Regions from separate parts of the Homo sapiens genome. Here region 1 is linked to region 2. Evidence: read pairs that join two places in POLR2A ChIA-PET (ENCODE). Cell type or tissue: PC-3. All regions are shown on one strand. Links, peaks and the distances in the headings refer to the core of each region. The heading gives the core; the rest is flanking DNA.

Region 1 (5,612 bases), core at 1,847-4,346, 960 kb after region 2:
TATCTTGAATGTAGTATTCAATGATTTTTTATGATCAAGGTGAAATAAACAGTCTAAAGAAGAGGTGTTTTTATAATATCCATATAGAAATCTAGAATTTTTACTTAGATACTAATAAAATACATTTAGAAACTTTTAAAGTCATGAAAAAGCATTAACCTTCTAAACAGTATATTCTAAAAAGTCAAAACGTTAACAATAGTTTTTATCTAATAAAAGCACTGCAAGAAAATAGGGTAGAATTGTTACAGCTGGACTTGTAAAAATATGTCTTTTTACTCAGGGTTTAAAATGTCCCATTTAAATATGAAATGTAAACAAATTTGTTTTTTAAGGTTAAGGCCAAATGTAACAATAAAACCCTGTCGATGGTTTTAGCTAAATTAGAGGAAGTTGTATGAGACTTAATGATCTAAAAACTTAAAATTGAATTGGTTTGATTAAAAATAAAGCTTGCAATTTTAAAAGTAGCTCACATTTAATTTCTTGTGTGAAATAGAACATGCTTTAAAGGAAGTATTTTTATGTGAATTTGCATTCCAGTATAAATAGTATTCACAAAAAAGATTTTCCTAGATTTTATCTATTGAATAGGTGTCAATATGGCATGCATATTGTAACTTTCATTAGAAATAAGTTGCTTTGACTTTTAAAAATGACATAGTTAGATTATTTAAAGTCAATGTATATAGTATATATTATGTATGGATTTATATACCAAATTTTGGAATACAGCCTATCTCATGACCATATTGAAATGTACGGAATTTGATCCATGCGATACTATGTGTGCATTATTTGAAAGTTATTGGAAATTTTATTCAAACCGTGGAACAAATGTATGTGATTTTGTTATACTTCTTAATTTAAATAAAATATTTAATGCACTATTAAAATAATTTCTTATGTTCTATTCTTTTTAAAACAATTCATAATAGTTGTATCACATAGATTTTTTTGGTGTCAGTAAAATTTTTTTTTTTTTTTTTGAGACAGAGCCTCCCTCTGTTGCCCAGGCTGGAGTGCAGTGGCACAATCTCAGCTCACTGCAACTTCCGCCTCCCGGGTTCACACCACTCTCCTGGCTCAGCCTCCCGAATAGCTGGGACTACAGGTGCCCGCCACCATGTCCGGCTAATTTTTTTTTTTTTTTTTTTTTTTTGAGACGGAGTCTCGCTCTGTCGCCCAGGCTGGAGTGCAGTGGCGCGATCTCGGCTCACTGCAAGCTCCGCCTCCCGGGTTCACGCCATTCTCCTGCCTCAGCCTCCGGAGTAGCTGGGACTACAGGCGCCCGCCACCGTGCCCGGCTAATTTTTTTTTTTTGTATTTTTAGTAGAGACGGGGTTTCACCGTGGTCTCGATCTGCTGACCGTGATCCACCCGCCTCGGCCTCCCAAAGTGCTGGGATTACAGGCGTGAGCCACCACGCCCAGCCATGTCCGGCTAATTTTTTGTATTTTTTAGTACAGACGGGGTTTCACTATATTAGCCAGGATGGTCTCGATCTCCTGATCTCGTGTTCTGCCCACCTCGGCCTCCCAAGGTACTGGGATTACAGGCGTGAGCCACCGTGCCCGGCCAGGTGTCAGTAAAATTTTTGACTGGTGCCAATCTACTTCCTCTTTAAGAGTCTTTGTATTTCACATTACCCATGAGCTGTATTTAAAATTTTAAACTTAAGAAAAGTACAAAATAAATATTTAGTGTAACACATATGTATAAAGCAAAGTATGTGTTTCATTTAATCAGCTTTTCTCAATGAATTTTGAAAATATTTACAATTCTCTAAAATATAGCTCCATCATTTTAAATTGTTGTGCAATATTTCATTGAATGCCCTGTTATGTAGCCCATTATTGTTCAAATTTTAGACTATTTCACCATGCCACCCCCACCTTTTTTTTCCTTTTTCTTTTTTTTTTTCTGACAGAGTCTGACTCTGTCGCCCAGGCAGGAGTGCAGTGGTGTGATCTCAGCTCACTGCAACCTCCACCTCCTGAGTTCAAGCTATTCTCCCACCTCAGCCTCCCTAATAGCTGGGATCACAGGCTCCACTAGAATAAAATACATGAATAAAGGCACTAGGTCAACTATTTACAGGATAAATATTCTGAAGCCAACTGAAAAACACACTTGGTTCTTAATTCTCCAAGGCTATGGTTTCTTGCCGGAAAACAGGACAGCAGATTTACCAAGAGCTGCTCCACCCTATTCCATATATCTGATGATTTAGAAGTGTCCTCAAGGAGTTCATTTCAGGCTGACGGCAACTTCTTTGAAAGTCAGGTGGCTAGAGTAGCTGCATTATACTCGTGTGCTTGACCTGGGATCTATGTGAACAGGGCTCCTTTGGCCCCTTGGAATTCTCACTTTTGGGAAAATACATTGTGTTTAAAATGTCTAACATGGAATTATTTGAGCCCTAGAATTTATCCTGTAAACAACACTACAATTCACTTTCATTCAGTAGAATAAGTTCTTACTCTCATTAGTAGCCCTTTGGGTAAAAAGGGGGATAAAGCAATCCCTGCCCTCAAAGAACTCACAGTGTATTGACAGATAAAGATAATTGGAATACAAAAGGTAAGTGTATTCCCAGTTAAAGGAATGATGGATTGTCCTGGAAAGTCATATGGTGTAGGGGAAAGAGCACAAACTTTAGAATCAAGTCATTCTGGGCTCAATTACAGTTCAGCCACCAATTATCTGTTATTTTGAGCAATCACAACTTCTTTGAAACTTAGTTTCTCAAGTTTCAAATGCAAATGACACCTGTCTTATCAGAATGTTTGAGGACAGAACCATAGCTCCCCCGCACATACTAAGGACTCTAGATTTTACCTGCTATTCTTACCCACACCCAGGTTAGTAAGTGAGTAACTGAGGGAAAATGGGTCGAATTTCATCAGGCATAGTGGTATGGAAGGTTTTTCCTGGCGGAGGAGAGATTATAAATAAAGCCATAGGGGATACAAAAGTGTGTGGAAATACTTGTAAAGCATTGAGATTTAGGGGTGAGGGAGAGAGATAGGTGAAAGTAGGCTAGGGTAGATTTTGAAAGGTCTGAAATGCCACACTACGGAATATGTAGTGTGCTCAAGATAAATGCATGAAGAATTGTAAGCAAGATATTTTAGCCTCTCGTGTAAGGCTTTTTTTTAATTTCATTTTTTTTTTGTTTATTAGACCACTTAAAGTATGATAAACATACAAAAAGCAGTACATATTTGAAGCATACAACTTGATGAGTTTGGAGGTAAGTATACACCTTTTGAGACCACCACATTCAGGTCATAAACTTATCCATCAGCTTCAAAAGTTATCTTCTTCCCCAGTATTTATTGACTGAGTCCCCACCTTGCGTTCTGTTATTTAATGATTCACAAACATGAGTGCCTCTTGAATTCTAGGCTTTGTCCTAGTTCTGGACAAACAGCAGTAATGAAAGTGGGCAGAAATTCCTGTCTTCGTTGAGTTTCCATTTTAGTGGATAAAGAGAGGAAAGAGAAAAATTCATGTTTCCTTCTCTGTCTGATTCTCCGTCTTTGGAGGCTATTTCCCTCAGCATTTCAAAACCATGTATTTTCTGGCTGATGTTTCTTTTCACATGCAAGCATTTCTAAGAATTGTCTAAACTTCTAGTTTCACTTTCTGGCTTTTCACTCTTAAAATTACACATATAATGTTCTAACAAAGTCTTTGACCTCTTCATTGATAACACCCCATAAATGTTAAAGAGCTTGTTGGGTGTTCCACTATAGGAACACAGGCACTTACATAGCGTTCACCGGGAAGAAACGATAACCATGTTCTGAAGTTATGTATTTGGAGTGAACATTGAAGGAAGAAGATAATCCACCCAACTAGTCAGCTAGATGAACCAAATAAGCATTAGTGATTCTGACTGATAGACATCATGGGGACGTTGCCTTTGATGGAACACATGCTTCCTTTGATATTTGAAAAATTTTGGAGCATAGAAAAAACATGGAAGCCTTCCAAAATCATTTCTTAGGGCTTAGTAATCTTGATATCACCCTCTATCAAAAATAGCATAGAATGTGGAGTGACCAGAACTTTCATATGTTGCTAGTGGGAACATGCAATGGTGCCACTTTGGAAAACTGGTAATTTTTAAAGTGATATACCTACTCTGAGACTCTTAAACATGTGATGTGCTCATTTTACTCTGAGTAAATTGTACTTCAAAAAATTATTTAAATAAATATTTGAAACAACTATTGATTGTATAGTTACATAGATAAAACATCCCAATAATGCATTTAAATTAATATTGCAGTAAGAGGAGCAAGAAAATATTTTCAATATTTTAAGAAATGTGAGGATAATACAATATTATATATATATTATGGCATGTAGCTGTATTAATAGACTAAATGCAGCAATAAAAAAATTGGTATATGAAATTCAAAAGCATTCTTTTTTAAGCAATAAGAACAAAAATAATTTAAATAAAAATTGGAGACTTCTTAGAAGAGATAATGCTACAAAAAAAAAAAAGCCGGTAGCTTTTGGGATTTTAGGATGATGGTGGCAGTGGCATCACAGTTTTTGAATCCCTATAAATTCCCACACATGAATGAAACACAACTGCATAGCAATCAAAAACCCATGAACAACATTTACAATAGGACTAAGTGATGAATAGATGAAAACAGACAGGTGAGCCATAATACTTGCATGACATTCATATGTGTGTGAAGAAAACAGAGGGACCTGAGAAAAGCAGAAACTCCTTAGCAAGGATTTACTGGAAAGCACAGTGGGCAAGACTGAGAGCAGCACCTGAAACTAAGAGGGATTTTGTCCAGTGGAATAGCAGGTGAGGGAAAGGAGCCCTAGGTAAATCTGAAGGGCCTAGTAACTGTGAATTCTCAGAACTGAGCCACCATTGATGCTTTCCAGCTCAGGACCTCATAATGAAGAAACACTGGTGGGAATGGAATAAAAGGTGAGCAAAATAGGGGCAACAGAAAGACAAAGGAAATAGAAGGTCCACATGAAGGTGAAGAGGAAGCAGCCAACATTTTAGGAAGCAAACCATTATGGTTCTGAAAAGCAACAGAAGTAGGAATTCTGTGACATTAGAAAAATTACTATTAACTACATTTTCTTCTAGATGTTCAGTGAAGCTAAACTAACCTAACAACGAGGAACCAAATGATAATGGGGGCTAAATTTACACAAAGAAGAAGAAAATAGTGTGATTGAAAGAATCCATTTCCACAGAGAATGAACTCACATAAGAAAGAAAAGCCCCTAAAGCAGATCAAAATTGTAACCTGTAGCTTCAAAACATCTGAAAGATTTTTTTTTAAATACAAGATGTGAAAGAACAACATTTTATTTCAGAACTGGAAAAACTCAGAAATTAGCTGACAGAACTTAGGAACTAGATATAAAAGAAAAAAAATCTATGTGCTATTGGAAACTTAAACCCATAGAAGTAATTAATATGTGTAACATAAAACATATTAAACTACATGAAATGTTGAACCACATATAAAATATCATTAAGTCAGCATTGGTGGGGGTGGAGCAAGAAGAGGTCTGGGACATCTACCTTCTTCCGACATCACCCTTCCCTAAAT
Region 2 (2,500 bases), core at 1-2,500:
CCCCAGAGCTTATCTCTCAAGGCTGGTCTTGACTTGGTCCCTCTTAACTCCTACCTTGACATTATCTCCTCTTGCCTCTCGAGACATACCCTCAAATAGCACTACAAGCAATGCATGTTTATCCAAATTCTCCATATTGACTCCTGTTTTCTTGCTTTGGTGCACTCAAGCCCTCTCCCGCATCAACCCCAAGTCTTCCTACCCACCAGTCAGGACCTTGGTCAGATCACCCGCAGGGACCTCTCCTTTACAGCACAGAGCACAGCCTGTTCTGCCCAGAAAGGAAAGCAGGTCAAGATTTATGAGCAGGAAACGCTGGATAGATGGAATAAAGGCAAAACTATCGGCATTTTGAAAACTAGGCAGAAGAGTTTAAATTTAAATGATCCAGCGAGCCACTGTGGCTCCTGACTCCATTATACATAAAAAACAAAGACCTTCAGTCAAGTTAGCATGTACAAGAATGGCAACAAAAGTGAAAGTCAGGTGATCTTAACTGTTTTAGCTCTTGACAATGAGCAATTATTGAATGGGCTGAAACTGAAAGAATACTTATTCAATGTGGTCAACTCTAGTTTGGCTTTTTTTTATTTCTGTTAAGCTTCCGAATGCCAGTAAAACAGGTTCTGTTTTAAAACTGGCTCAAGATGTACTCACCTGCTTTTATGTTGCTTTCACCTATTTTATTTTTGCACTCTTTAATTCAGTTATTTATTGGGTGCCTACTATGTGCCAGATACTCACTGAGTGCGGGAGATACATAATGAATACCACTGCCTGGTACCTGGGAGCTTCTCTCCCAAAAAGGTGATTGGCAATAAACAAGCAGATACACAAGCAGATAATTAAACGTGGTGGACTCACAGCTACGTGGAAAACCTAGTAAGTGGAAAACACTGGTGGGCAGCCAGGCAAGGTGGGTGAGGTCCATGAGGTTGCATTTCAGCTCGTGATTTTAGAAAGGCAACCTCCACACCATGTGTAAATACCCCAAAGCAGGAAAGAGCTCACCATGTTCAAGAAACCAGGTACTAATGAGTCAGGGCCTGGGAAACCACCAAAGAGGAACTGAGAGGTTTTATTCTCAGCGCAGTGAGGGCTTCCCCAAGGCTTTGAATGAGCACAGTCCTCTTACACCTGGTGGCAATAAACGAATCCTCTAAGGCACTTGCTGACTCTCAGTCTGAGTACTTCAGGCTGGCCTCCCTCACAACTGATTTCTATCTCATCAACTGATGTATTTAAATTGCAGCCAAAATTCTCATTTTTGCAATTAAAGTTTAAACGTATTTCTATTTTTCAATTGGCAGGTTAAACTATAGCCAAGACATGTTTTTTGGGCTTTGTTTTGTTTTTTGAGGCAGAGTCTCTCACTCTGTTGCCCAGGCTGGAGGGCAGTGGCACGATCTCAGCTCCCTGCAACCTCTGCCTCCTGGGAGATTCTCCTGCCTCAGCCTCCAGAGTAGCTGTGATTACAGGTGCATGCCACCATGCCCGGCTAATTTTTGTATTTTTTAGGAGAGTGAGGGTTTCATCATGTTGGTCAGGTTGGTCTCAAACTTCAAGTGATCTGCCTTCCTTGGCCTCCCATAGTGCTGGGATTTCAGACATGAGCCACTGTGCTCGGCCACCATGACATGCTTTTAAACGGTCACACAGGTTAGGCTGAAATCCTTAAATTATCTGCTAAATTTTAGTTTTTTAAATCTTAATTTATAATTAAATTTTAATTTTTTAAATCTTAAAAACATTTATCTACTTAAGCCTGGCTCTGGATGGGAATAAGGGAAAAGGCCCTTCTTAACGTAAGGCATAAGAACTAATGGTCAGCATGATACTTCCTCACATTGCTCTTACAATAGTTACCATCACCCAGGTGTATATTAGGTGCCAATTCCCTGCTAGATGTGGTGCTTGGTTTAGCTCTGTTCTCATGACAATTCTGGAGAGTTGTCACTATTACACCTATTTTCGAGATGAGATCATTGAGGCTTGGGGAAGTTAATCTCTGTGTAAACATTTCACAACTCATGGCAAGGCAGCCAGATTCAGACTGAGGCCCAGAGGGCTCAGCAGTCCCCACACAGTCATTCTTTTACTCTTGGCTCCTCTATGTAAAGTTTTCCTTCACTGTTTCATTTGTTGATGTAAAGGATAGGATATGGGAGCTTCTTTCCTGTGACGAGTTTACCACCCAGGCCTCAGTGGTAATGAACTGAAAACTGTAGGTTGCAAAGCTGCACTCTGGCAGCTGCAATAGTGCTGCGGCTTCAGTATCGACATCCCCACTTTGGGGTTCTCCTCTGCTTGTAGTAGCCGCGGCATTCTACTGAATTATGCATCAGCCTCCGCTCATAAACACCCTTCTCCCAGTTAGATCCAAACACGTGAAAGCAGCCGTGCCCTGACTTGTTAATTTCTAGATTCAACACACTGAGGATTGAATGCAGAAACTCTGGATGGTTGGGTTCTCCCGTAAAGTGGTAGCTTAGCACACAAC

The links. Peaks named below come from ENCODE experiments on the same cell type or tissue, not always from the same donor. Only the 100,000 strongest peaks of a DNase experiment are listed, where the experiment ranks them.
Region 1: POLR2A ChIA-PET joins it to region 2 with 5 read pairs; 2 of 35 experiments call an interaction of 5 or more read pairs at or near these places.

The regions. Positions count from the first base shown.
Region 1 is chr13:108,202,726-108,208,337 of GRCh38, reverse strand. It overlaps LIG4 (DNA ligase 4), which reads left to right. Exons shown (of 3, transcript NM_206937.2): 3 at 1-896. Among named protein-coding and RNA genes, the nearest start is that of LIG4, 10 kb to the left of the region's middle. In PC-3, for the core only: no CTCF peak of the experiment used is centred there; no DNase peak of the experiment used is centred there.
Region 2 is chr13:109,160,942-109,163,441 of GRCh38, reverse strand. All of the region lies in intron 32 of MYO16 (myosin XVI), which reads right to left. Among named protein-coding and RNA genes, the nearest start is that of MYO16-AS1, 5.1 kb to the left of the region's middle. RefSeq lists a silencer at 1,119-1,178. In PC-3, for the core only: no CTCF peak of the experiment used is centred there; a DNase peak (open chromatin) is centred at 1,071; H3K27ac peaks cover 2,266 bases.